Regions from separate parts of the Mus musculus genome. Here region 2 is linked to region 1. Evidence: chromatin loops called from intact Hi-C (ENCODE). Cell type or tissue: heart. All regions are shown on one strand.

Region 1 (2,500 bases):
CTTCAGATCTAAGTCTTTTCGACCCCAGGGCTTCAGCCTTTCTGGGATGGGGTAGAAAGCAGCATGGCTGCCCCCAGGTTGGCAGCCTCCCCTCCCCTCAGGGTCCTCACCTGCTCCAGCATGTCCTTAGCGAGGTCTTCTTGTTCATCCATCCGCAAGATGGCCTGCCGTATTTCATCATTAGAAAGCTTCAGCCTATAACGAATCCACCTTGAGCAGTCTGGCCTGGCCCTCGGGACGGCCCCTGGGATTTCTTTCTATACAGTATGGCCTCATCTTCTCCTCTCCAGCCCTCACTTTGAACCTGCTCTCCCGCCTCCTCTACAAAGCCGTCCCAGGCCAACTTCATAATAGAGTCTAATTTTAATAAAGAGGAAATATGATTCACTCCATATATCCAATAATGAGTGTTACAGTTCTCATCGAAGCCTGAGTCCCTGTTGCGTTGCTTGGGCTTCCTCGGAACTGATGAGACACAGGAGATTAAGACAGACAGGCAGAGGCATTCTGACAGTCTCCTTTTCCTCCTCCACCCCTCCCTCCTGCCTCAGATGTGTTCAGCATCTCCACGGGAGGACAGAACAGGGGGCAGCAGAACTCTCCATCTCTGGGAGTACCCAGTTCCCATCCAGCTCCCACTAGCCTTCCAGGATCCCCCCATCTCCCCCCCCCCCCGACCACTCATCCACCTACATAGCTGTTCTCCACCCCTCCAGGTATACAACCACTGAGGACTCTAGGGAACCAGTCACACCCCCCCACTCCCACCCCCATCCCCACCCCCACTCAACTCAATGGAAGAAACTCAGGCCAAGGGACTTGTGGGAGGGCAAAGGGGGCAGATGTCCCAGAGGAGGCCGTAGGCGGCACTAAGAATAGAGCTTGGGGCGGTGCCCTTGACCCTGCCTGGGGGAGGCCCCCACACAGAAGCTGTGCTGTTAACACAGATACTGCTTGTTTGTTCCTAAGCCCAGGGAAATGCTTGCAGGCTGAGATCATGCGGCTCCCAGGCCTAAGCACAGTGGGTCCTCCGTGGGCTTAGGGCAGCTCCGCTGGCTGGCAGATGCTTACTGGAGCTTCATGGCCAGGGCTGTTTCCTGTCTGCAGAGCCTAATGCCGCTGCTTAACATGGGCTTGCGGGGCAGAGGTCTAGATCAGCACCCACCCCTCTCTCCTCCAGGGGATGTCAGAGAACCAGCATCACCACCACCCCCCCCCCCACATTCCTCTACCACCTTTCCCCAGGCCTGCAGCTCGGTGTCTACTACTCAGTTTGTTGTTCGGCAGTGCTCAGAATTAGCCCAGGGCCTGGTGCACGCTGGGCAGGCAGTCACACAAGCACTCTGCCACTGAATTATCCACATCCTAGCCCCTCCACTACCCATTTTGGGCTTTGGGGAGGGTCCCTTTCCCTGCTACAGGTGAGCACCTACTTGGAGAGAAGAATGATACAGTTCTGGGCCCTCCGGCCATCGATGACTGACAGCTCTTTAACCTTGCGGGAGGTTATGTAGATGTCCTCCGTGGAGCCCAGTTCTTTCTGCAAATGATGAGTTACAAAGGGAACCACTGAGGTTGATGTCCCACTCTTCATGCCCACCACCCAGACCCACCCTTCTTTCAATGTGGGGATGCCCCTAACCCAGTGGACGTAAAGAAAGAGAAAGAGAAGATGTGAGAGGCAAGGTGTTTAACCACCAACTCTTAAGAGAGGATGTAGGACCACCCTGGGCTAGAAAAGATGGAGGGTCGTGAAGGGTCCTCCTTCTTAGAGCTCAGCCTCTCTTGGAAAGCCAGGAAAGGAGCGGTCCAAATGGAAGCCATAATTAATCTCTGTGGCTTCAGGCAATATGGTTTGCTTTAGCAGACATCTATACCCACCCAGAGCCTCCCCAAGGGATTCAAACCCTCATAAGGCCATGGTTTCTAACTCCTGGAGACCTCCCGCCTATCTCAGTGTGGCAGGACTAAAGGGTTTTACAAGGCCATATGGAAAAATCAGAGGCAGAATCCATAGTGAATTCACTTCTGGGATACCAGTAGGTAGAAATCAAAGATTCCCAAACCTCCTTCTGTTGGAACCCCCCGGGCTAGAGATGCGGGAGCCTTTCTAGCACACAGCTAGGGACTTCCCCAGAGCACATGTTCCAAGGCACACAACTCCAGGGCCAGCCAGGCACGCCATTGTCTTTGTGGATTTTTTCCCTCTGGAGTTGTGCAGTGCCCAACATGTGTAGTCATGCTGGCAAGCCTTGCCTTGGCACCTGTAGCTGATACCATAGACCTAGAAGCCTTCTCAGTTCTGTGGGCACTCGCCTCCACAGCTGGCAGAGGTCTGCTCGCCGCCCCTCCGTCTCTCACATTTCCTCTCTCTCTCTGGGGCCCCTCCTGCATGCAAGCCTACATGGATGAGTGATAAAGGCTGAAGACTGTGCAGGCAAGCCTTCTCTCATGGACCCAGTTCTGGGCTACAGCCCAAGACAGTGGGTAAGAGACAGAA
Region 2 (2,500 bases), 260 kb after region 1:
CCTAAAGTTTCTACCGAAAATGAAAGATTATCTTTAAACAAATTAATGTGACTTGTTGACTTCACACCTCCAAGTATCACAATAAAATCACTTTGCTCAATTAATGAGCAGAAGGAAAAATGCCTTTTTTCCCATTAAATGTAGTCTAGATTTTCATAGCAGCATTAAAACCAAATATTGTCTCTTGGCATATAGAAAAATATTCCAAAACACACAGTTATCTCTGAGAGTGAAATTGCATCTGGTTCTGCAATTTTAACATTAAACCATGCTCATAGTCAATATTTGTGTTTTTGTATCAGGCTGTAATAGCACAGGCTCCATGATTTCAGGCTGCTGCCTTTCCTTCAAAATTGACACAAGGCAGCATATCCAGGGGCTGGGAGATGTCTCACTGAGCATGGGCGGTTCCTGGGCAAGCACGGGGGCTGAGTGCAAATTTCTAGCACTCACATAAAAAGCCACGTGTGGCTATGTGTGCCTGTAACTCCAGCACTAAATGGGGCATAAAGACAGGGGGATGGCTGGCCACCAGCCTAGCTCCAGTGGTACTGAGAGCCCCTGCTCTGAAGCCAGGAAAGCAAAGGATAACCGAGCAGGACACCTGTTGTTCTCTGATCTTAGTATGCACTCATGGGTGTGTATACCTGCACATATATGCACATACAACACACACACACATGCATATTGTATATTTGAAAGACTAAACAAACCAAAATCTATAAATAGCCAGAATGAGATATTAGTAAAATGCTCCTAAATCCACACTGACTGCACTGTGTCTCACTGTCCACGTTAACCATAACAGGGTCCTATGTATTCCCAGAGGAAGAAAATTCTGCTAAAACCTGGAAGGTACTTGGGAAATCAAAACTGAGGTAGTGGCATGTCATGAAGGCAACAGATGCATAAAATTTACATCATTGTATAAACTGAAATGAAAATTTGTTTAAAGTTTTGCAACTATGTATGTGTAAATGCCATAATGTGTAGATTAATGTGTCAATTTTTTAATAAAAAAGATTAATTTGTGTGTGTGTGTGTGTGTGTGTGTGTGTGTGTGTTTGTGTGTGTGTGTGAGAATGCAGTTGCCTGTGGTGGCCAGAAGAGGGCGCCAGATTCCCCTCTCTTGACCTGGAATTACAAGCAGGTTAAGAGTCACCAGAAGTGGATGCTGGGAACCAAACTTGAGTCTTCTGTAAAAGGAGCACAATCTAACGGATGAGCCATCTCTCCAGCCATAGTATGCGCTGCTTTGTGGAAAACTTAAAAACTGATAAGAAAGCCTTCTTGTGTCTGTGCCTGCATGCAAGCCAGTGCGAAGCAAGCAGGAATTTGGAAAGGAGATGTTTCTTACTGGAAGGAAGATGGTGACTTTGCAAGTGGCTCAAGTGTACCATCCAACATGGAGAGGTGGAACGCACATGTCTGTCACCTCAGCCCTCTCCTGTGGGATCCCTGCCCCCTCGGAACCAGGATGTGAACACTCTATTTTACCAGCACAGTGCACTTTCCAGGTGCCTCCCCGAGCTGCTCTTACTTCGAATTCTCTGTTCTTTCCTTTCAAACGCTGGACACGTCAACAAAAATCTTCTGCTTGTCATTTTCTGAATTTCACATTTCAACATCTGCATAATAGCTGCACTAAAAATCCTCAGACATGTTATAAAATTGTTAGGGGACATCGTGAAATCTTATAAAAGGGCGAGATGCATTGAGTTGAGGTTTGTTGTTGATACAGCAAAGGATCCTAGTTGTTCACTCAGGGTTTGCTAGGTGGGGGATGCTAACTCTGCGTGCATCACGAATCGAACCTTTCAGTCTATCTTCTAATTTATCTCATTTTGCTTACAAATCCACAGGCTAACCAGAGTTCAGAGGGAACAGTTTGTTTTATCCCCACTCCCTGAGGCTTTTGAGAGGAGGTGTTGAACTGTGTTCTGTCTGAGGCTATAGACTTGGTACCCATGAATGCTCCCCCTGCACCATGTCACCAGCTCCATCAGGATAAATCCTTTTTAATTTTACAACTAATAAGCAAATGTATTTGGGTGGGCTATTCGTCTTAAGCACATCGTAACAGAGAATTGTCTCCAAATGACATGTAAGCATGTAAGGGAAGGCAAGTTGGCTCAGTAACCCATGTTTGCTGCCAGGACTGATGAGCTGAGTTTGAGTTTGATCTACAGGGTGGAAGGGAAGAACTATTGTCTCTGGGCTAGTTGTCCTCTCACCTCCAGAAGCAGCATGTTATAGCACGCACATGCACACACAAGGTATACACACTCATGCACACACATACACACACACAATGAATAAATAGATGTAAAAATTAATTAATTAGTGCATCAAGATTATGTGTAAGTCTGAGTTCATAGAATATATCTAACCCAAGGAATATATACCGAAATATGTCCAGTGCCCCAAGGAAGCGCCTCTAATTTGTCCTGCCCACCAACTCAAGTCTAAGCTGCTATAGCACTTTTCTTGGGCTTGCGTA

What was found. Peaks named below come from ENCODE experiments on the same cell type or tissue, not always from the same donor. Only the 100,000 strongest peaks of a DNase experiment are listed, where the experiment ranks them.
Region 2: it touches region 1 in a loop (2.2-fold over the local background); 3 of 42 quality-filtered maps call a loop at or near these places.

The regions. Positions count from the first base shown.
Region 1 is chr17:49,471,853-49,474,352 of GRCm38, forward strand. It overlaps Daam2 (dishevelled associated activator of morphogenesis 2), which reads right to left. Exons shown (of 25, transcript NM_001379372.1): 16 at 1,434-1,540; 17 at 111-195. Among named protein-coding and RNA genes, the nearest start is that of Gm41595, 30 kb to the left of the region's middle. In heart, no CTCF peak of the experiment used is centred here; a DNase peak (open chromatin) is centred at 969; H3K4me3 peaks cover 833 bases; H3K27ac peaks cover 2,500 bases.
Region 2 is chr17:49,735,446-49,737,945 of GRCm38, forward strand. The region is part of intron 10 of Kif6 (kinesin family member 6); the gene reads left to right. Among named protein-coding and RNA genes, the nearest start is that of Gm16555, 85 kb to the right of the region's middle. In heart, a CTCF peak has its summit at 1,142 (motif pointing right); no DNase peak of the experiment used is centred here.